3 separate regions of the Homo sapiens genome follow, and regions 2 and 3 are each linked to region 1. Evidence: chromatin loops called from intact Hi-C (ENCODE). Cell type or tissue: PC-9. All regions are shown on one strand. Each heading gives the region's core, and the rest is flanking DNA. Links, peaks and the distances in the headings are about the cores only.

Region 1 (8,359 bases), core at 68-8,067:
ATATATATATATAATATTTAATACATATATACATTTATATATAATATATATTATATTTAATACATATATATTAAATATATATGGCCATATATTTGTGTGTACATATATGTAGCCCTATGTATAATAGAGTATATTATAGTTTTCCATAATTCTATAATTCTGAATAAATCTGTATCTTGCAAAAAATAAAAATAAAGCATACATACAAAACTGTCACATTATAACAGTATCAACATGAATTTAGATATGCTGACACAGAGGCATTAATAAGGAGAGTGGGCTGATACACATGGATTTATAGCATAACAGCTTAGGTAATGTCTCTTATTTCACATTTGGTGGAGTGATACTGGCAGGACTGAATGGATAGAAAGTAACAGATGGTATTCAATGTGAAAAATCCCTTTGAATGCCTCAAGGACTATTGGGTCACAGGAACAAGCTACAGCTTTTGTCATATAGTTGTAGTGCTATACTGTCTCATCTCCTAAAACTTGGTTCCACATTTCAAAATACAAAAATTTTGCCAATACATGTAAAAATATTATTTTTAAAATGTCCAATTTGCTTCCTATTTTTAATTCTTTCATAAAGTAAACTACAAAAAGTAAAACTAAAAAAAAAATATTTTATGGTGGCTCATGCCTGCAATTCTAGCACTTTGGGAGGCCAAGGAAGGGGGATCACTTGAGGCCAAGAGTTTGAGACCTGCCTGGGCAACACAGCAAAACCCTGTCCCTACAAAAAATTAAAAAAAAAAAAAACAAGTTGTCAGGCGTGGTGGTATGCACCTATAGTCCCAGCTACTCGGGAGGCTGAAGCAGGAGGATCAATTAAGCCCAGGGGTTCAGGGCCCCAGTGAGCTATGATTGTGCTACTACACTCTAGCTTGGGTGACACAGTAAGACCCTGTTTCTAAAAATAAATAAATAAATTCTTTTCTAGATGAGATGAATAGAACACGGTAAAAAAGCAGTGTCAGGGAGATGAATTTAAAGTAGAAGAATGCCACACTAGAGTAAAACTATAAAGCCAGTATTACAGCCGACTGATCAGTTAATTTACACTATCAGCAAATGCTTGGTGCTAAAAGAAATCTGCAACATCATTTATCCTAGTCCTCTGAGTTATAGTTAAGGAGGTTGAGGCCCAGAAAAAGAAGTTGTTTAATTTGTTATATATTCACAAATTGAAATCTGTTTTTTAAAACTTCTCCATGTATAAAATATTATTAGATTTAAAACAACTAATGTTGAAATGTATTGCTCCACTTAATACTAAACTCATGATTTGCTTCACAGAATGTACAAATAACTAAAATCCCATTCCTCTTCCAAGACAACACCCACACTCACACATACACATACAATCTCTAAAGTTTTGGGGGGTTGTTGCTATGTTTTCTTGTTACTTTATGTATGCCTTTTTAAAACAAACCAGGAGAAAAGTCCTATCCAAATTTCTACTATATTTCATTCAGTAGTTTTATTGTGTAAATAAAACTGCTTACCAGAAATAAAGATTATTTATGTTTATAAAACTTCAAAGAATCATTCTGCTAGACATTAAAGATATTATAGTTTACTTTTCTTAATGAAAGGTCAGTGAAGGGACAGGATAAAAGGAATTTGTTTTCCTTTGGTAACTGATTTTTTTTCCTTCAATGTAACTTATGTAGATATTAGGTGATGGAATAGTTGAGGCCACAGAAGAGTACAAATTGAGGGAATCTAATTTTCTCCTATTTGTCTGCAATATTTAATCAAGTACAACGGGGATTTTGTCATTCAATTAATAATTCATTCATTTAAGAAATATTTACTTGGGGAAGTACAAAGTGGTAGAGATAGAGAAAGACTCAAGAAACTCAAATTCAGTGGTTGAAAAAGACAAATAAACTAACCATTTTTTAAAATCCAATTGGATCCTGGTTTGAATATAAGCCTTTTTGTTTCCTCCCCCAAAATCTAATGTATTCAGCAAAGGTGTAAATGTGTTAACTAAGGTGTTTATAAACAACAATAAAATATTTCTCTCTCACTCACCCACATTAACATTTTATAAACACATTTTCTGATATCTACATCCTATGAATTTGTGTTTAACTAATTCACACTTCAAACAGCAATTACACACACACATATGCCTGCCTCTTCAGAGAATCATTTTAGATTGGATTTAGATTGAGAAGGGATCTTAGAGATCTAGGGTTCAATGGTCTCATTTTACAGAGGAGAAAGATGAAGTCCAGATAGATTGGCATTTGCCCGAGGTAACCATTTAGAGGCTGATATTTAGGATTCTATATAGAACTATAATTATTCTGATTCAATTTTATAGTTTGTTCAGTTTTTCCAAAGAAAATACACACCCGCAAATTCCCCTTTCTCAAATCAGGAACTCTTGCTATATTAAACCCAGAAGGCATGGCTCATCAAGTGAACCACATGGATCAGCTGTCCACCTCCTTAACTGCGCCGTCTCTTCTTCGTGCCTGATGTCCCCAGGCCACCCAGGCCAAGATATAGAAGAAAAGCCAAAAAACTACTTTACTGAAGCCAGCATAGGTTTTCAAAATTTGCCTCATATGTCTAAAGTTAAAATATCAAAACAAACCTCTTATTAAAAATCAAAATGGTCAATTTTATCTAAAATTTTTTAATATTTTCAAAAGTCTAAAGAAAGAAACCACTGCTTCCCCCTTTAAAAAGAATTCTGCTTTCAGCTGATACAGAAAAATCAACTAATGTGGATGGCAAGATCTGAGAACTATTTAGGGAACTTCGGCCTGTCCATGGACTAATAGTCACACTTATTTATGAAAATGCGTATTTCTGTATTTTTAACTTGTTAATGACATCATTGGGCATATGGATTTGAATTGGTGCTCAAGTGAAAACTTCTACTGCTCCTACTTTGGAGTTTGTGCTCAAATGAAAACATCTAGTGCTTGTGATCATAATACACATGAATTTTTCAAAAAATCTTTAAAATATTTTAGAATTGGAAGAGACTGGAGAAAATGACTGGTTGCAAAAAAAAAAAGAAGAAGAACACAAGCTTTGTAGTCAGTATTTTGGCTCTTCTGGTGGGTAGTTTTGCAGGGTTAGAAGGTCACTTTTATCTCTCCCATCTTGCTCTATATGGTGGGGATAATAACAACGCTGGGTTGTTTTAAGAATTGTTACCAACCAGTAAAATATCTAGCACATAATGGGTACTCATAAGTTGGAGCTATTGTTATTTACTCTAGTTCTAAATTCCCATCTGACGATGTGTTTGAAGAAAGTGCAGCAGCAAGGGAATGAAAACGAACTAAAGTTTGTTTCTTAGCAATTGAGTGCCAGGCACATAACGAACACAAGTCAAATGGCAGCAGCAGTTTCTTTCATTGACCACTTAGCATATGCCAGCAATTTACTAGATGCTTTAACACATTATCTTATTTATTAATCTTCCCAAATGCCCTCATGAGGTAGGACTTATCACTTCATTACACAGAAGAGGAATCAGAGACTCAGAGAGATCAAGTAACTGTCCCCAAGGTCACACAGCTAACAAGCAGCAGAGCCAGAACTGGTAAGAAAGGCAGAAGAAATGAGCAGAGGCTGCCCTAAAGCCAACCTGTAAACAAAGCAGGGAAGCTCAGAAGCAACTAGAAGATAAGTGCAACAGACATGTCTTCCCACTGTGAGCTCCTTAAGAACTAGGCTAGGTCTCATTAAAGGATGGAAGCCCAGACTCTGGGACAATTCCAGGAACACAGTGAGTGCTGAACAGATGTATGTGTATTATAATAAATTGGAATGCAATAAGCATTTGGGCAATAAGGAATCACATTTGCTCTAAGCAAAGTGTTTGCGATAACAGCAAATGTAAAAGGTAGAAGAGTAGTAAGGATATTCATGCTTAAGGACAACAGTTACTGATTAAAATATTTTATAAATCTATTGTCTGATAATGACAATTGTGTTCACAGATTTTTCCTCAATTATATTATTATATAAAGATTTCAATCACTGAGTGCTATCATCTTAAAATGTGAAGGACTATGATGAGGATACATACACACTATACACACAGACACACATATACACACACATATATAGGGAATAGCTTAAAATGTATTCTATTGTATATGCTATATGGAAAAAATCTACATGAAAGAAAATTCTCTATGAACGTTGTAAAAATAACCCAACAGCTTAGTTTTCTTTCATTCAAATAATACCTATGACTTAAAGTCATGATAAAAATCAATTCACAATTTATTAAGTTAGATATGTGCAACTACATTTATACAAATAAAACCTCGGTAATTTGATAGCTTACTATTTTAGGGGGAATAGGGACTATTATGAAAACAAAGAGAACCTTAGTCTATCAGAATTTTCAAAAAGACAAACAAAAACATGGGTCAAACTAAAATTCTCCATAGGAACAACCTACATACAGACACATCCAGTGACTAAATTGTGTTTATGTATTTCTTAAGCAATGGATGGAGTTCATTTTGACAATTTGTTTACTAAGAATTGCACCAGAAAACTGCCTATTCATTTTCTTTCTGTTTGGCAAACAAAGCATGACACATAGCAATATAAAAGAAAAATATAATCCTGGGATGCATTTGCAATCATCACAGAGAACTGCCCTAAATTGTCTTAAGCCTGTGGCATTGGCTTTCAGAAGAACATTTAAACACTGCCACATGCTGTTCATCTGTGTGTCCTGCAGTCTGAGAGTTCCAGGTCCCCACTTGGCCTCAATAGAAGGTTGAATCACAAGTACTGTCAGGCTTATAAAGCTCTTAACTTCTCAAAACCACCAAATGGTCTTGAAAAAGAGAAGTATAACAATCTTAAGAATCTAATGGTAATCTCTCATTAAGATTTTATATAGTACACAATTGTAGTCATGACAAAGCACAGTCTCCATGAGCACACTGCTTCCTAGTAAAGGAGCAGAGACCCTACCATTAAGATTTTATATATAATGCACTAAATTTACTAATGTGTTTGAATTTTTTCTTTTATGAATTTCGTAACATTCCGTCTTTATTAATGCTAATTCTACATTGTACCACATAGAAGCCTGGTTCTTTAAATATATTAGTTCAAGTCTACCTCTATGTACGCTAAAGAAACATATACCCACCTCGTCTAAAAACTAGAAAAACATCCAGATGCCTATAATATACTTCAAGGTAGAAATCATGCTTTATTCAGTTTTGTCTTTTCTGTGACTGGTAAGAGAAGAGATCCTAAGAAAATATTTATTGAAAAAATAAATGGATACATAAATGTTTTAAGCAGAGTTCACAATTTCTAAAGAATGAACACCACATCCTGAAAGAAACTACCATTTACTTTTAGTTTCCTTTTTTTATAAAAATATATATGGAAAGATTCAAAATTAGTTGTCAGTTTTACATACTTCGCCCACAATGAGCAACATCACCAACCAAAAGAAAAAAGGCACTGAATCATTGTTGAAATCATTGTTGATTTTAATTAGTTTGATCCAAAAAAAAAAAGCTGAACTTGGGCATGTTATTCTATGTTCTTATTTGAAGTCCTTAATTTTAACATTTGTTGTATAAAACATTCCAATTGAAAACATATAAATAGTAAATGGAAAAAATCTTACATGTATGCAGCGTAAATAGCATTAACTAACTTTTTGATTCATTTATTCATTCACTCAAATATTTAAAGTATGTAATGTGCTTAGAGAAGATCAAGTCGTGGAGGGGAAAAATATTGACTGATTGCAGTTTAAACTTATGATCACTAATTTGAATTGAGTCTTAGTGCTGCCTAGCTATCCTACTATATTCTACTCAATTCACCCCCACTACATGACCACAGAACACTTCCCCTCTCTCTACAAATCTTCAACGTCTTCAGCCCCTCTTCAATCTCAGCTGATGATCTTGCTTCTTGTTTCTCTGGGAAAACAAATCAAGCAGAAGAGGACTTCCACAGGCCCTCACCTCCAAAAGTATCATCTATCTGTGTTGATGTGCTCTGCCCTCCTTTGTGTATTATTTTGGGAGAACTGTCTGGTTCCCATCTGAGGCCCATCCTCTGTCTCTTATTCAAGACCATGACTTCTGTAACTGTTCAATCTTGCTCCTACATAATCAATTTTCCCCTTTCTACTAGATTGTTTCCATCAGCACCTAAACATATTATAATGTATCCTATCTTAAAAATACAATACAATACAATAAAAACTTGATCCAACCTCATCTTCTAACAGCCTAATTATTTGCCCTGCTTCACAGAAAAGCTCATCTAAAAAATTGTCTATTCCGTGCCATTCTCAATAGGAGTGATATCACTCCAGAAGGTCAAAAATTAATTCTTTCAGGCAAAAATTACTTGCTCTTTGTATATGTAAGGCATAGATATATATATACAATACATAACAAAAGTATACCTGTGATACTGGAATTTCATGGAGAGGGGAGGATTAGAAAAAAATGTCTAAGAAAGCTCTTTAAGGAGGTGATCATGAAAAAGTGAGAAACACTGGTCTAAACACACTGTCTCGGTGTCCTCCCTTCCCATTTGTTTCTTGAGCCTTCTCCAATCTGGCTTTCATTCCCAGCATACCATACAAACTGCTATTGTCAATGTCACCTTTATCCTCTGACATGATTTCAGTGTTTGTCTCCTCCAAATGTCATGTTGAAATGTGATCCTCGGTGTTGAAGGTGGGCCTAGTGGGAGGTGTTTGGTCATGGGGGCGGATCTCTCATGAGTGCCTTGGTGCCTTCCCTATGTAATGAGCTCACATGACAGCTGGTTGTTTAAAAGAACCTGGCATCTCTCTCTTGTTCCCTCTCTCCTCATGTGATGCTCCAGTTCCCCCTTCACGCTTCACCATGACTAAAAGCTTCCTGAAGCCTCACCAGAAGCTGAGCAGCTGCTGGTGCCATGCTTGTATAGCCCGCAGAACTGTTAGCCAAAATATATCTCTTCCAGCTTCAAGTATTTCTTTACAGCAACGTGAAATGGACTGACACACCCTCCACATTGCGAAATCCAATGGGCAACTCTTAGATGAAACTATAGTCAGTATTTGGTACAGCTGATGACTTCCTCCTTCTTCAAACACTTTCTTGGCCTATGGGACAACATACATGTTTGGTTTTCCCCCTCACTCACTGGCATCTCCCTCTCAGTCTTTCTTGGGGTTCCTCTTAATCTTCTAGTTTCCAAACATTGCAGTTTCTCTGGGTTCAATCTTGGACCTCATCCAGTTCCATGGCTTTAAATACTATTTCTCTACTGATGATTTTCAAATATATCTCTCCAGCTCAGACATTGCTCCTGAAACCTTCTATATTCAACTGCATAAGTATTCCCACTTGAATCTCTATTAAGCAACTCAAACCCAATCCAAGACCAAATTTCTCTTCTTGATTCCCAGTTCACTACCTGCCTCACAAACCTACTTCTCCCTCAGTTTTCTCCCTTTGGTAGAAGACAACTCTGTTTTTGCAATTATTCAATCCCAAAACAGTGATTTCACTCTGGAAACCACTGTCACAGTCCATATCTATACATCAGCAAATCCTGGCAGCCATACTTTTGAAATCAAGTGTCTGTAGCAACCTGAACCCTTTAGAATTGATGCAAAAATGAGGGATCCTTGTACATCTGGATTGCACCTACTGCTCAATGTACCACCAGTATTGCTGTAGTCCATGCCACCATCATTTCTGGTCTCTGCATTGACAACATCAGTTCATCTGGTCATCTCAGCCCTCTTACAGTCTAACTTCCAAAACAACAGCAAGGTAAATTCATAATCCCTAAATCTAAGTCACATAAGGTCTTTCCTGAAATGGCTTCCCATCTGATGGAGAGTAAAATCCAATGTCTCTATCACAGTTCACAAAGCCCTATTTAATTGAGCCTCCTGCTTCCTCTCTGCTCTCATCTTCTGCCACTGTCCCTTTCATATACACTGCATGACAGCCACACTGGCTGCCTTATAAAACTTCTCACTGCTTGGGGCCTTCCTACTTGTTCCAAGGAACTTCTATTTGGATATCCCTCCAGAGATTCTCTTGGTTTACACTTTCACTACCTTCAGGTGTCTACTGTTTAAAAATCACCTTGTCACAGACCTGCTCACACTATATACAAGAGTATTCCTTGTCATTTTCTATTTCTCCTATCTTGTTTTCTCTTCCCTCAGCATGTACCATCATTTCACATAGATATTCACTTATTTTTCCTCCACCCCCTGGATCAAATACTATACAATATTATGCCTCCTTCCACTAGAATAGAAGTTCCTTGGAGCTTTTAATGTTTGGTTCACTGCTGTACCCAGGGTGTCT
Region 2 (8,359 bases), core at 204-8,203, 150 kb before region 1:
GAGTCCAGAAATAAACCCATATATCTATAGTAAATTGATTTTGACTGGGGACCAAGACCACTCAGTGGGGGAAATAATGGTCTTTTTGACAAATGGTTCTGGGGCAACTGGATATCTACATAAAAAAGAATGAAGCCATGTTTTCGTACATGTTTTTAAGATTATTTGGGCATGGCAAGGCCAACAGATCAGAAGATGACTGCCATTGCAAAGACAGTTTGTTATACTCATAGATCCCAAAAGAAGAGGCACACCACACCACGGAAGGCCACACATGGGAGATCCAGGATCAACAAGAGGCAGAGGAAAAGGGAAAATTGTGAACAAGAGCCTTAACTGTAATTTTTGTGAAAGGAATAAGTGAGTCAGGGTAAGCAGATGTAGGATTGGCTACTTTGAATAATTTTAGTGGGCTTTGGAGCATAGGGGAAGTCCCTAGTTGTATGGTACCTGGCCTTAGGCAATTAAGGTAGGTGGATAGTGGCCCAGAGTGTGAGAGCTGGTTAAAGAAGATGGTTGAGGTTAAAAGCTCTGGATTGGGTGATTAGCATTTGAAAGAAATCCTCATGGGCTGGTGGTTTACTATATCTAAGAATTGACTAACTCTAAAAGGGTCAGTTCCTCCAGCATCATCAGGGCCCAAGACACTAAAACATCAGAATATAGAAAATAAAAGACATGGTTAATACAAGGTGGATATCTACTTTACACGGTCTACAAAAATCAACCCAGAATAGAGCAAAGATATGAATGTAAGAGCAAAAACTATAAGACTCTTAGAAGAAAACAGGCATAAATTTTCAGGACCTTGGCTTAGGCAATGGTTTGTTAGGTATCAACAGAACAAACAACCAAAGGGGGGCAAAAAGATAAATTGGACTTCATCAAAATTAAAAACTTTGTGCTTCAGAGACTAGAAACAAGAAGTTAAAAAGTCAACACATTGAATAGTAAAATATTTGCATATCATATATCCAATAGGGAACTTCTATCTAAAATACACAAAGAACTCTTATAATTCAATAATAAAAACATAAATAACCCAATTAAACAGTGGACAAAAAATCTGAATAGATGTTTTTTCCAAAGATTATAAACAAATGGCCAAAAAGCACATGAAAAGATGCTTAACATCATTAGTCATTAGGGAAATGGAAATCAAAACCACAATGGCATATCATTTCATACCTCCTAGGATGGCTAAAATCAAAGAGACAATAACAAGTACTGGCAGGAATATAGTGTCATTGGAACCCTCATACATTGCCACTGGGAATATAAATGGTACAACTCCTTTGGAAAACAATTCCTCAAAAAATTATACATAGAGTTACCATATAACTTAGTGATTTCACTCCTAGGTGTATACCGAAGACAACTAAAAAGAAATGTTCAGACAGAAACTTGTACATGAATGTTCGTAAAATTTTTATAGCAATAATATTTATAATAGCCAAAAAGTTGAAGCAACCCAAATGTGCATTAATTGATGAATGGATAAACAATTACGGTATATCCATACAATGGAATATTATGCAGTCAGAAGAAGCAATGAAGTACTCATTCATGCTATAACATGGATGATCCTTGAAAATATTATTCTAAGTGAAAAAAAGCAGACACACAAGTCCACAACTGTATTATACAAAACATCCAGAATAGGCAAATGCATAGAAACAGGAAGTAGATTAATGGTTGCCAGAGGTGGGAATGGAGAGTAACTACCAATGGGCATGGAGTTTCTTTTTGACGTGATGAAAATATTCTAGAATTATACAGAGGTGCTTGTTACACATCTCTGTGAATACATAAGGGTGATTTTTATGGTATGTGAATTATATCCCAATTTTTAAAAAAGGACAATGGGTTGGTATTAGCTCCCTGTGGTTGCTACTTGGTGGCTTAAAACAACAGAAATTTATTTTCTTAGAGTTCTGGAGTCTATAAGTCAGCAGTTTCATTGGGTAAAAACCAAGTTGTTGGTAGGGTTCACTGTCCCAGAAGGATCTAAGGGAGAAGTTGTTCCTTGACTCTTCCAGCTTCCGGTGGCTGTCAGCATTCCTTGCCTTGTGGCTATTTCACTCGAATCTCTTACTCTGTGGTCACATTGCCTCCTCAGTGTTTCTGTCAAATCTTTCTTTGCCACTCTCTTATAGGGACACTTGTGACTGGATACAGGGCCCACCTGGATGATCCAGGTTAAGCTCTCCATCTAAAGATCTTTAACTTAATCACATCTATAAAGACCTTTCCTTCCTTATAAGGTAACATTTACAAGTTCCAGAGAATAGAATTTAATATATTTGAGTGGCCCATTATTAACCTGTGGGGTTTCATAGGATTGAAAATTACCAATCTACAAGATAGAGTCTCTTTAGCATGACATACAGGAATCCCTATTTTCCTTTGATCTCCCTTTGTAGCTTCATTTATTTCCTCCTCAGATTCTCTGGTCTAGTCACATTGAACATAATGCAATCTTTTGTCATACATCCATGCCCTTGTATATACTGTTCACTCCACTGAATATACTCTTTCCTCTTTGTCACACTTCCAATCTTTCGGGACCTTATTAATCACCTCTCTGTGAGTACTAGGAAGTGATATCTCTATCCTCTTTACTGTGTGCTGCTTCCATTTTGAAACATATCATATGACATTTTATGAATCTGTTTACATTCCTGGTTAATCTACTAGACCATATTTGTCAAATGCAGGGATAACATCATATTAACTTCCTTATGTGTTAAGAACGGGGCTTGACATATAAAATACATGTATCTTGAATGAATGACTTAAGAGTTTATTATTGATGTGCCATTTTAAGTACCCAAGCATCAGGAACAGGCATTTATTAAATTCTACTTATTTAGGACTTTTGCTGCTTATGGGAGGGTCCTTGTTTCTCAATTTTGAGAGTTTTCAATGCCCCTATGTGACCTAGATTTGTTTAGAAGAATACCTTAACTTTTTACAAATACAGATATGTAACTCAAATTCCTTAATGTACTATTCAATATAATTTATTGAATATTATTTCCTAGATATTATAATTTTTAAATAATATTCAGTTCTTCTGTCCTTTAATGAACATTTTAATTTTCCTTCAGAAAACAATAATTCAAATTGTATTGGATGTTGAATTCCAGGAGTTCTCCCAATTTCCCCCCTACTCACCCCTTTTACCATAACCTTATGGTTGCCATTGATTTGTAAGGTAAATTTCACCTTTAGGAAAGACACACTTCAGAGAAATGCACTTCTGATTATTCTGAGAAAAATCAATTGAAAAATCAATGTGACAAAAAAGAAAAATCAACATGCTTTCCATAAACCAGAAGTTATAAATTCTTTCTAAATACAGTAAACATATTCTTAGTAAATTAACCATAATAAATATTGAGACAGGTCTTTATAACATATATGTTGAAATTCGGTCCTAGAAAACATTGGACTAGTTGAACAGAACTCAGTTACTCTTAGCATTCACAGCCTCAGAATGTCAAAATACTAAACACCAGAATAGAGTGTTCTAATTATTTATTGAAAATGAGTTTTTTAGTAAATTAAAAGTTAGTCAGAGACTTTCTTTTTCTGATGGTTCAAGATTTTGCATTGCCCAAGTGTTAGAATTATCATGAGCAATTCTCTTGCAGTTCTACTGTAGGTTAAAAGTTTTATGGCTAAGGACTTGGAAATACCACACAAAATGATGTCTTATATCATCTTTTTGTTGTTGATTTGCTTATTTTTAAAAGATAATGTGGGGCAAAATTCTGGGCAGATACAGTATAGATGTACTTACATTCTACAAAAATAGAACAACTAAGATAGCAAAATCAAAGGCCCGCAGACAACATCTAAAGCAAAATGAGGTGACAGAATGTATGTGCATAAATCATACATGGCTGCTGAATTGGGAGGGTGTTTTGCCTAATCCAACTATGGGTAGTGCACAGTGTCTGTGACTCATTAAGGTCTTATGGTGCTAGATCAATCTGGGCCAGACAAATTCTTAAAAGCATTTAACCAAAGCCCCCTAACAAGACAGGATCCTATTCCACACTATGGAGAAACTCCTGGGAAGAGAATCCAAATTGAATAGGACTGGAGCAATAAGATACAGAAAAGAGAGGGTCTAGTTAAAAATGGGGTAGGAGCAGGGAAAGCACATTTCAAAGAATGAGGATTTTTTTATCATGCCTTTCAAAAGAGGGAGCTCTAGAGTTCTGAATCAAAAAAATTTATTCTTGCCCGCACCTCCCTTCTCACAGTACAGAAACACTTACTCACTGAAACCAACTGAGCAGCAGAATAAAACTGTCCATACAAAGGCATTATAAGACAAAATAGAAAGGGCAGAATAACTTCTCTACAGATGATGAAAGTATGCCAGAGAGACACATATGGGAGTTCCAGAAGAAGAAAATCAGAGCAATGAAACAGAACAAATACTAAACTTGTTTTTTAAAAGAAATATGATCGATATTACACATTGAAAGAGTGTATCATGTCTCTGGAAAAAAAAACCAATAACAGCCATTGCTGAGACATACTCTAACAAAACTAGGAGACTTTAATAGTTTTACAGCTAAAAGTTTCTTTTTTATAATACTAATAAATCGTTGGGGTTTCCAGGCAAAAAGACCAAGTCATTTATAATGAAAAGAAACTCAGATTATTATCAAACTTTTTGACAGCAACATTTTATGCAGAAGACAATGTAGTGTAAGCCAGAGACTTTATATCTAGCCCAAATGATATTTAAGTAAAAAGATGACATTCTATTTTATAGAATGTTCTAGAAAATTCTATCTTATAGAATGTTCCTGAGTTCCTGCACCGTTACTGAGTAATCTCTAAAAGTACAAGCTATAGACAAGCAGTTACGAATGAGATATTGACAAAAGTACTGACAAGTGGGCAATTAGTTAACAAGTGGAATGTTCTTTAGAAACATTCTAGCGAATAAAGTAAAATATATTTTTTGCAATTCCTAATGAATTAACAGACCTCAGCAATAGTTAATAACAGCTTATCTCCTGATAGAATAATACAATACTATAAAGTAGTCTCTCACGGCCCCCAGTGAATCTGATCAAGCCTCTGGACATAACCATCAATTTATAGGAAATACAAGACTCAGATGAATGTTAAGTGACATCATGGGGACGTTTTCAGCCAAATGCAGACCACAGAAACCATACAGGGCAAAAATAATCCCTGGTTTCTTCAACAAAAGATTACAAGGGGAAAAATGAGAAAAAAAACCTGTAGAATAAAAGAGATTTAAGAGACATATCAGTTAATTACTTATATTGCAATTGCATTTCTATTACAAAACCTTATTTTGATCTTGATCAAACATACAAACTTATATATACATGTGCACATATGAAGATCAAAGAAATATGAACATTGGCTGGCTATTTGATGATATTAATTTTGTGATGGTGTACATGGTAAATAGAAATTATTGTTAATATTTGTGCCTGTGATAACTTTTGTTATGGTTTAAAACAAGTACCTTTATCTTGGAGAAATATACACTGAAATATTTACAGATGAAATAATATGATGCCTGAAATTTCCATCAAATAATTTTGGGTCACATTGGGATTATAGATAAAACAAGGTTGACTATATGTTGACAATTGCTGAATCTAGATTCAATATTCTGTAATTTCTATATTTGCACACACTTGAAGATTTATATAATAAGCTTTAAAATAAAAGACAATTTAGTGGGAAGGACCCATTTTAATTAATTAAAGGATTCTTGTAGCTTTTTTTTTTCCTGGCTAACTAAAATACATAAATTTGTCTAGTTTAATACAGGATGGGCTGTGCCTGGGGGCTTCACCTGTAATCCAGGTGCTTTGCAAGGCCGATGCAGGAGGATCACTTGAGCTCAGGAGTTTGAGACCATCCTGGGCAATATAGGGAGACCCTGTCTCTACAAAATAAAACATAAAAAAAAAATTAGTTGTGTGTGGTGGTGCATGGCTATAAGACCCAGTTATTTGGAAGGCTGAGGCAGTAAAATCACTTACGCCAAGGAGTTCAAGGTTACAGTGAGCTATGATCACACCAATGAACTCCAGCCTCGGCAACAGAGCAAGGCCTTGCCTACAGAAAACAAAAAAGGACAAAAAAAATGGAAGTCTAGTTCTATAATCCATACTATTTACTGATAAGATTGTGGAATTTACAACAAAAGCAGTTTTCTGTTAAATTCCTTTAAACTTCTAATTTTCATATCATTCTCATCGGCAATCCTAGCTTGTTAACTTTGTTATTATACATGAGGTATGGTTGAAAGGCTTCAGTGTATTGTAGAAAGTGCATGCAACTGAGAATCAATTGATCTTGGTTTCAATCCTGCCTCTGTTCCCAAGAATCTTTGTGACCTGGGACAAATTGTTTAATCATTCTAAGCCTGTTTCATCATCTGGATAATGAAAGAGTTCTGTAAACTTCTCTACAATTCAGATATTACCACCTCTAAGGTGTTTTTCTTTCCCCCAGACATTTTATTCTGCTGAAAAAGTACTATGGGATTTTCCTAACGTCAAATAGGTAGAAGTTTAAAATGAGGTCTAAACCCCTAAGTCATAGGCCAAGTGACAATAGAATAGTAATGTATCCAGGAGACATAATTTTAAGTTAGAAGATGAGGAAAACATGGCTTAAGTTTGACGGGAAAGCTCTAAATATAAGAATGGATCCTAAACTTATGAGGAAGTAGCAAAATAATGCTACTGTGGAAAAATGAAGCTTGGTAACACAAGATGAATAAAGAACTGCAGCAAAGAGAAACCAGGAGGTTACCCAGACACTTGACTCAGCACTTCCCAAATTCTACCTCGTTTATTCTTAGGTATTAAGTGAAATACAGTGTACTTGGGAATGGCAGGCATGAACCTGTCAAAAAGGTCACAAAATAGGCAAAGCTAAGGCAACTAAGATCACTTGGCCCAGGGAATGCTGAAGTGGAGGGAAACTACAAAAACAATTCTTCAAATTGGCAAATAAATATTCTCCAGATGAAGATAAGCAGCTGTTTTAGTCAGCTGGGTAGTATCTGGGCTTATATTACAGAAGAGAGAATTATAGTTAGGCTTAGGAAAAACTTCCTGGTACCTGGCAGTTGGAAATGTTCCTTCTCTGGGGATCTTTAAGCACAGGGCCGAATACTGCCTTGAGATGATTTTAGTGTAGCCTTCTTGAAGTTGTGAGGATAACCAAATGTTGCATATCTAGTGATTTACATTCAAATCTCATAGATGTGGGTAAAACTAATTGGTTTGGTGCAGATACAATTCTGGCAGATACAATTCGGGCAGATGTAGATCAGACCTCATTTCCTTCTCTGATTATTTCAATTTCCTACTCCCCTGAACTATCATAATTATCAACATCGTTTCTTAGGTCTATCAGCAATTGTTTTATAAATTTGGGAGCTCCAGTGTTAGGTGCATATATGTTTAGGACTGTGATATTTTCCTGTTGGACAAGGCCTTTTACCATTATATAATGTCCATCTTTGTCTCTTTTAACTGCTGTTGCTTTAAAGTTTATTTTGTCTGATATAAGAATAGCTACCCCTGCTTGCTTTTGGTGTCCTTTCGCATGAAATGTCTTTTTCCAACCCTTTACTTAAATTTTTTTGAGTCCTTATGTGTTAGGTGAGTCTCCTGAAGGGTGCAGATGGTTGTTTGGTGAGTTCTTATCCATTCTGCAGTTCTGTATCTTTTAAGTGGAGCATTTAGGCCATTTACATTCAATGTTAGTATTGAAATGTGAGGTACCATTGCATTCATCATGCTCTTTATTGGCTGTGTGCTTTGGGTTTATTTTTATTTTTTGTTCTTGCTTTTTAACTTGTATTTTTGATTTATAGGTCCTGAGTGATTTATACTTTAAAGAGGTTCTGTTTTGATGTATTTCCAGGATTTGTTTTAAGATTTAGAGCTCCTTTTAGCAGTTCTTGTAGTGGTGGCTTGTTAATGGCAAATTATCTCAGCATTTGCTTGTCTGAAAAATACCTCATCTTTCCTTCATATATGATGCTTAGTTTCGCTGGATACAAAATTCTTGGCTGATAATTGTTTTGTTTGAGGAGGCTGAAGATAGGGCCCCAATCCCTTCTAGCTTGTAGGGTTTTTGCTGAGAAATCTGCTGTTAATCTGATAGGTTTTCCTGTAAAGGTTACTTGGTGCTTCTGTCTCATAGCTCTTAAAATTCTTTCCTTTGTCTTAACTTTGGATAACCTAATGACAATGTGCCTAGGCAAAGATATTTTTGCGATTAATTTCCTGGATGTTCTTTGTGCTTCTTGTATTTGGATGTCTAGGTG
Region 3 (8,359 bases), core at 204-8,203, 700 kb before region 1:
TCCTTTTCCTCCTAATTGGTTATTTGAGCTGTTTAATCTCCCTTCCACTCCCAGCAAGTGTAGTCATTAAAATACCTTACATAACTATGGAGCCTTCATGATTAGAACTGCGATATGATGATGTTACATACCCACTCAGGGTTCTCTGCTTCAGGGCCAAAGTTTGGGCAATGTCACACCTATTGTACTTTTTGGATGGGTTTCTCTGTCATGAGAGGAATGGGAAATGAAAGAAGGATGAGCCCAATGTAATTCTGAGAATCAGATTTAACTAGTATCTGATAAAGCTTGCAAAATTTCCATGTTGATAAGTTGATCTAATTTATTTGTTTAACCTGCTGTATAATGTTTTATCATATGAAAATATCACATTTGATTTATCTATATGGAACATTTAGATTCTAATTTTTTGCTGTTTTAAATAATATTTCCATGAATTTCCCTATATGTTTCTGCTTTCAATATATGAAAGTTTTGCTAGAGTAGGGGTCTTTAAACTTTTTTGTTAGCTTATCCCACAAACAATTTGGAAAAACTTTTCCTCTATACACATGGTAGAGTTAGAATTGAACTTTTTTATTCTAAGTTTAAGTAGGTGGAAAGGAAGTAATTTCCTAGTTATGTAACTTTTTTTTTTTTTTTTTTGGAGACAGAGTTTTTGCTCTTGTTGCCCAGGCTGGAGTACGATGGCGCAATCTTGGCTCACTGCAACCTCCACCTCCCGGGTTCATGCGATTCTCTCCTGCCTCAGTCTCCCGAGTAGCTAGGATTACAAACACCCGCCACCACGCCCTGCTAATTTTTTTTTTTTTTGTATTTTTAGTAGAGACAGGGTTTCACCTGTATTTTTAGTAGAGACGGGTTTTCACCATGTTGGCCAGGCTGGTCTCGAACTCCTGACCTCAGGTGATCCACCCGCCTCGGCCTCCCAAAGTGTTGGGAGTACAGGCGTGAGCCACCATGCCTGGCCTATGTAACATTTAAAGTAGAATTCTTAAGTGTATCCAATATTCATAAATACCATAGTAATTTGTTGCCATTGCCCATCAAAACATTAAAAAAACGAACAAGCATTTTTTACAATGGGAAATTTTACATCATTCTTTTTTCTCTTTGAACTTGAATTTTTTTTCCAATTCTGATACAGATTTTTATTTGGATGTAATATATATTATGTGTGAATATCTTTTATTGATGATGACTGTATCATATTTCCATGCAACAAATTTTATAAAAATTTAAATTGTGTTAAATTTTCTGGACCATAATGCTCCTCAGTGTTAAAAATTATTCCAAATTATCATTAATATTTTTGTATAATCAAATAAATACTTTTAAATTTTGATAATTATTAAATATAAAAAAATCAACTGGGCTTAAAAAATTGGTTTATATATCACAAATGAATTTTATATATTCCTAGAAGGAGACAAGTTCAGCATTAGATCATTTATCCCTAGTTTTTGCTTTTATGTTGTAAACATTGAGTAATATTATTCACATAAGTAGATGGTGAGTGAAAGGAAGTGTTTTAGCAGTGTTACTCATTTATTTGAAAGCTTCCCAAATTATATGTCATACATCACTTAGTGATCTTATTTGTAATGATTTTTCAATGAATAGTTTCAATAGGTTCTCCTTCAATTTACCAGAAAAAAAATTAATGTTAAACAGGTTAACTTTTAAAAGGGTTTGTTGGTAAAATTATTCAGCTACTTAGCAGCAATATCATTATTGCAGATGATCTCTTTAGCTCCTTGCAGGTTTTTACACTTTCAGGCAGTACATCGTTTCAGCATTCAGATGGAGAGGGGTATTCTGTTCTCTTTTAAAGTGGGATAAAGGGCACTGTGAAAGGGGAAATGGGGACAAGGAACTACTAGGTCCACTTGACTACACTAGTTCTGAGGCACATCAGATTTAGGAGAAAGTGTATATGGAAGTTATGGAATTGATTCTCTTGAAACTAAGAACCTTATTTCTCCTATTTGAAGACCACTACTCTGATGTTTATACCCAAAAGTGGAATTGCTTGTGTTGGAGTCTCCTAAGCTGTGTAACTGTTTCACTGAAGTCACATCACTGAGGACATTGCTGTGCCTCTCAAGGACTCAGGAACAGTCCCTCTGTCCATATATGTAAGTCATAGCAATCTTCTATATTTGGGAAAAATCCCTTGGTCGCCTTATTTAAATAACTGGTGAGCAATGAGTAGTAATCCATCAGTGTTCTATGAGACACCAAATTTCTTTCTATAATGTGGCTTTTGACAACTTCTGGAAGTATTTTTATTCATGATTCTCACATTTCTTTCTTTAAAGGGCATCATTAGTCTACCATCAACCAAGATGTTATACAAAGACAGCATCGTAATTCATTTACATTGAGTGCCCTAAAGCACAAATGCCTTTAAGGCCTTCTTTACTCTCTATTAATTGCAAAATAAACAGATGTCTACTGGAGAAGGTTATTAGAAATAATTTGTGCAGTTTGGGAGAACTAGGGGTCAGGATTCCTTGACTCAGCTTCTGAAACAAACTCAAGCCCACTAAACCACCAAGGTAACTACATCCAGAAATCTGCAAACCAGAAAATGTTTGCCCTGAATAAGGTAAAGGACAAAAAAGAATAAGGGCAAACATTTTCTGGTTTGCAGATTTCTGGATGTAGTTGCAAAGGACAGTACATTTCAAAAACAGAGTAATGGCCATTCTCAAGCAGGACTCAGTTTAATTCTACTTGAAAAGAGTGAGAACATTTAATGTGCCAAATTCAAGTCATAAGGAAAAGTTGACCAGTTAATAGGACAAATGCCACAACATTGTAAAATAAACAAGATTTGAAATGCAGAAAATCCTATTTTACAATGAACAAGTCTACAAGAACACAAGAATAAAGCACACCTTAATTAAGTCCTCCCTCTTACTTGTTTCAACAGGTGAGGTAGGAAAACAGTGGTCCTATGAGTGGCAGCAGCCAATGGCCTGGGGCTGCACCCTGGGAGCTAGCCAAGACAAAGATGCCATGTCCAGAAAAGAAATTTCAGAAATGACTTATGGCTCAGAGCCATGTATGTAAATGAGGTTATTTTTTTTTTCTCTGAAAATGGTCTGTTTCTATCCATTAGCTTTCTCCCAGTTCCCTGACTTCATAAAATTTATGTTAAGGATTTGAAATATTCCCAGATTAATTTTCAAGTACCATGACTTTACTTAGAGACTTCATTTTTCTTTAGGGTTCCCTGCAATGCAAACCTGTACCTTCTTTAATAAATGTAAATATTTAAGCCACGTGAGGTGGCTCACACCTGTAGTCCCAGCACTTTGGGAAGCTGAAGCAGGTGGATTACTTGAGGTTCAGAGTTCAAGACCAGCCTGGCCAATATGGTGAAGCCCTGTCTCTACTATAAATACAAAAATTAGCCTGGCATAGTGGTGTGTGCCTGTAGTCCCAGCTACTTGGGAGGCTGAGGCAGTAGAATCGCTTGAACCCGGGAGGCAGAGGTTACAGTGAGCCAAGACTGCCCCACTGCACTCCAGTCTGGGCACTCCGTCTCAAAAAAGAAAAAAAAAAAAAGTAGTACATTTAGTACAATTAAGTAACAAAAATCTACAAAAGGGAACTGTTCTATTATATTTAGAAAAGATAAAATTTCCCTCCTAAGCTAGTTCTGACATTAGGTTTTTCTATGGTATTCTTTCTGAAGTTCCTACAAGAGAGAAAAATCTAAATCACAATAGGAGTATTTTTTGAACTTATTCTATTGATCTTAAAACATTGTTTAATAAGAGACTTATAACTGGGCAGGGCCTAGAACTGCTTTATTTTATTATTTAGTGTAACCATGAAATTAAACAGTGGTCTACCATTGGGGACCAAGGTCAGATTCAAAAAGATTTAAATATAAATTAAAGCTACTACACATTTATGTGGTTGAAAAATCAAAAGGTACAAAACAACAGCATCACATATGATATCACTTGTGGCCCTTGCAGTTGTGTAACTTGGCAGTCCTGTATATATCACCTTCCCAGGGGATCTCTCAGCCATATCAGTTTCTTGTATATTAATAAGGGGAATCTTGAAAGATAGAGGTCAAGAGGAGAAAAATAGGGATTGGAAGAAAGAATGGCAAGAGAGGGCAGGAGAAAGGAGAGTGGAACGATGGACGAAAAGGGAAAGACTGAGGCCTTATACAAAGGATTGGCAACTTTCTCCCAGCCCTCTCTTGCAGTTGTCCTTGGTGTGTGTGTGTATATTTGTACATGAATAGAAGAGGAAGAAATGGAAAGCTGGTGGGGGCGGGGGGAAGCCACTTATCTGGGGAAGGATAGTGGTGAGCCCTGGAGAATTTTTAACTTAGTGCATGCATTACTTGAATAAAGTTCCTTGTATTGCCTTTTCTGATATCATTTTTATCTAGACTCATCCAAGAATATGTTAGTATTTTGAGATTTAGCTTTTGGGAAAAAATTCAAAGCTAATAAGCATAAATATTTGTGCAAGAAAGAGAAGCAGATATGCAGACCTCTACCACCTCTTACCAGAGACAAACTAACCTTTCTCCAGCACACATTGGCCTGATGAAATCTAGAATTAAGCTTTCTCTCAGCACTGACCTGCCTCAGACTGCAAAGAGGTTTTCTAACTGGTTTTGAGCCATGATGAAGGTGCTGACTGTAACTGCATGGCAGCATTTTCATTGACTCCAACTCTTCAGCAGGTGGCAGCGTTCTCCTTGCTCCATGTGGGTTTGGTGTTTCCTTCCTTTCAAAAGAGCACGGGCCTCACAGTCCCTTTTCTGTCTGCGGTCCACATGTAACGGCTGCCTCCTTTATATTCTTGTCTGAAAGACACTCTCCCAGTAATCTTAGGAACTAAGGAGGAGAAACAAATTTGCAACATGTGGCTATTCATGTTTTAATGTTTGATCCTTAAGGTATTTAGCGTCATGGGCTAATTTCAAGGCACTTAAGGTTAGAGAGTGAACATCGGGAATCATTCATTCACTTATCCTTGTTTTTCTCCATCCCAAACCCTATTTATCATCTCTATTTAAGCAATCTCCTTGTTTTCTTTGTTCACTCCTTTCCAAGCCTTGAAAATGTCATTAAAAACCATCTCTAGTCAAATTTCTAACTAACTCATTTAGGTTTCTATACAAGCTAGACTTTCTTACCATCTTTATTCACTGATAGGGTATATCAGGGAATTCTCCGGGCTCCAACTGAGGATCCCTCACTGAGTTGCTGTGTAATCTGGGGCATGTAAACCCTTTGCGCCTCAGTTTCTTCATTTGTAAAATGAGATTGGTAAACTAGCGGGTCTATGAAGTTTTTTTCTAGCTCTTATGCACTGGATGATAAAGCAGTCTGCCACTCTCTTGAATGGAAGAAGATGGGGGTACTGTGCTGTCATATGATTATTTTTCGAGGACATTTTCTTTGAGCAGCAAAAGTTATTAAATAGTACAAAGAGTAAAAAATAGATCTGGTCAAGACCATTGATCTGGGGAAGAGAGGGTATTCAGGATAAGATACAGCCTGTCTACCACACATCTCTACTATGTACCATTTATGGCAGATATTCCCATGTATTTCTATTGTCCAGCAAACACCAAACAGACCCTTACGCTTAAATTCTGGAAATTCTTTAGGGTGCTCATTTATTTTAAAATACAATTAGAATCGAGCTTCTTTCCTGGTTATTTAATATTCTCTTGATAATAGACATATATTTTTAGTTTTAATTCTAATGGATGAAATCACCTTTCTACCTTATAAATATAATAATCATTGTAAAGAACCTTTGAACCATATAAAAAACAATAAATAAAAAGAGAAATTTATCTCCCTTGGAAGCCTTCCCTCTCTATCCTGCCCTCAGAGAGAATGTGTTATCTCATCTCTTATTCTTCCAGATAATTTGTATGTATTTATGCAAACACATGTATATATATATGTATTATCACTTTTGTTTTATTTCATTGAATTTTAATGAATCTTTTGGGAAATACATTAGTCCTAGAGTAGAATCATGCTGTAAAATAGATGAGTAAGCACATTAACAAACTAGAAGATTAAGGAGCAAAATAGAAAACAACTGAAAACATTCAGTTGCTAATCAAATTGTCAGCTGATAGGATTCTTAAATGACAGATATTCTAGGCAGAACTGACCTGAGAGAAGGACTACGTAAAATGGTCTGTTTTGGGGGGTTATTTATAGGGGATAGGACTAGGGTCATTGTGGAAGATGGCCACCAACAATTCCTCCATGCCTCTACACGCATGCCACCCTTCCCACCAAAAGGAGATGGAGTCTGTTTCCCCTCCCTTGAATCTTTTTTCAGCTTCCCCAGTAGCTAGAACTACAGGCACATGCCACCATGCCCAGCTAATTATTATTTTTTTGTAGAGACTGGGGTCTTGCTATGTTGTCCTGGCCTCAGGCAATTCTTCCCTCTCAGCCTCCCAAAATGCTGGGATTATAGGTATGAGCCACCATGCCTAGCTAATTTGGTTTTTAAATATTTTATTTTAAAAGAATTTTTTTTTTGAGGCAGAGTCTCGCTCTGTTGCCCAGGCTAGAGTGCAGTGGTGCGATTTCGGCTCACTGCAACCTCTACCTCCCGAGTTCAAGCGATTCTCCTGCTCCACCCTCCCAAATAGCTAGGATTACAAGCATGCGCCACCACTCCCAGCTAATTTTTGTATTTTTATTAGAGATGGGGTTTCACCATATTGGCCAGTCTGGTCTCAAACCCCTGACCTCAAGTGATCCGCCTGCCTTGGCCTCCCAAAGTGCTGGGATTACAAGTGTGGGCCATCGTGTGTGGCCTGGAAAAAATTCTAGACTTAGAAAAAAGTTGCAAAAATGGTATGGATTTTTTTTTTTTTTTTTTTTTTTGACACAGGGTTTCACTGTCACCAGGCTGGAGTATAGTGGTGCGATCACTGCTCACTGCAACTTTGACCTCCTGGGGCTCAGGTGATCTTCCCACCTCAGCCTCCCAAGTAGCTGGGACTATAGGCACACACCACCATGCCCAGCTAATTTTTGTATTTTTTGTAGAGACATGGTTTTTCCATTTTGCCCAGGCTGGTCTCAACCTCCTGAGCTCAAGCAATCTACCCACCTGGCCTCCCAAAGTGCTAAGATGACAGGAGTGAGCCACCATGCCTGGCCTGGTGTGGAGTTTACGTATACTTGTTATCCAGCAGCCCTAGTATTGATAACTTTTTTTTTTTTTAAAGAGATGGGGGTCTTGGCCAGGCACAGTGGCTCACGCCTATAATCCCAGCACTTTGGGAGGCCGAGGTGGGCGGATTGCGTGAGGCTAGGAGTTCAAGACCAGCCTGGCCAACATGGCAAAACCCCATCTCTACTAAAAATACAAAAATTAGCTGTGCGTGGTGGCATGCGCCCATAATCCCAGCTACTTGGGAGGCCAAGGTAAGAGAATCGCTTGAACCAGGAGGTGAAGGTTGCCGTGAGCCGAGATTGCACCACTGCACTCCAACCTGGCTGACAGAGTGAGATTCTGCCTCAAAAAAAAAAAAAAAAAAAATTCCCTGCTTTCAAGAGACGGGGTCTCACTATGTTGCCCAGGTTGGTCTCGAACTCCTGGGTTCAAGCCATCCTCCCACTTCAGCCTCCTAAAGTGTCAGAATTACAGGCATGAGCCACTGTTCCTGGCCAATAACTTATTAATAGCCACAGAACGATTATCAAAACCAGGAAATTAGCACAAGGTACGAACCTTATATGAAATTCACTTGTTTTTGTAGTGATGTTCTTTTTCTGTTCCAAGATTTAATCCAGGTTCCCTTACTTGCTCTTAGTTGATATGTCTCCTTAGTCTGGGGAAAAGACTTCTAACAGAGCTGGAAGAGCAGTGAGAAAATTGCTATTGAAGGTTGGAGAAATGGTGTTAGTAGTGGCAAGATGTTTGACAACCCTTGTGGTCAGATGTATGGTAAAACATAGAAGACAGAAAGTGTACCTAATAAACTTGTGGATTTGGCAACATTCAGGCTGAATGTTCAGAGTGACAATTGGCTTCTTTTAGGGATGTACGAAGATACACAAGTGATGTATGATGATAACACAAGAGACAGAGATGTGTTAAAAAAGGAACTATCCCATTTTTAAGCAGAGTCTCTTTATGCCAGAAAGACTCTCAAAGTAAGAAATGGCCTCAAGGGCCTGCCTGTAGAATTGGCCTCAAGTTAAAGATCTTATCGAGACTTGGTGCTAAGACCTCTAAAATATTTAAGATATTGCCTCTCATCTAGACAAAAGGTCTTCTAAGAATCTTAAGTGTTGTCCCACAGTAGTCACCTCTACAGGTCCACAGT

What was found. A loop is a pair of places that touch in the nucleus more often than their neighbours do. Peaks named below come from ENCODE experiments on the same cell type or tissue, not always from the same donor. Only the 100,000 strongest peaks of a DNase experiment are listed, where the experiment ranks them.
Region 2: a loop joins it to region 1, with 9 times the contacts of the local background. A loop is called at or near these places in 57 of 110 quality-filtered maps.
Region 3: it touches region 1 in a loop (14-fold over the local background); 98 of 110 quality-filtered maps call a loop at or near these places.

What each region holds. Positions count from the first base shown.
Region 1 is chr10:88,548,650-88,557,008 of GRCh38, forward strand. All of the region lies in intron 4 of RNLS (renalase, FAD dependent amine oxidase), which reads right to left. Among named protein-coding and RNA genes, the nearest start is that of RNLS, 30 kb to the right of the region's middle. In PC-9, for the core only: a CTCF peak has its summit at 4,709; a DNase peak (open chromatin) is centred at 4,612; H3K27ac peaks cover 365 bases.
Region 2 is chr10:88,397,912-88,406,270 of GRCh38, forward strand. The region is part of intron 4 of RNLS (renalase, FAD dependent amine oxidase); the gene reads right to left. Among named protein-coding and RNA genes, the nearest start is that of RNLS, 180 kb to the right of the region's middle. In PC-9, for the core only: a CTCF peak has its summit at 4,255; no DNase peak of the experiment used is centred there.
Region 3 is chr10:87,846,233-87,854,591 of GRCh38, forward strand. No RefSeq gene overlaps it. Among named protein-coding and RNA genes, the nearest start is that of KLLN, 13 kb to the right of the region's middle. In PC-9, for the core only: a CTCF peak has its summit at 4,730 (motif pointing right); a DNase peak (open chromatin) is centred at 4,699.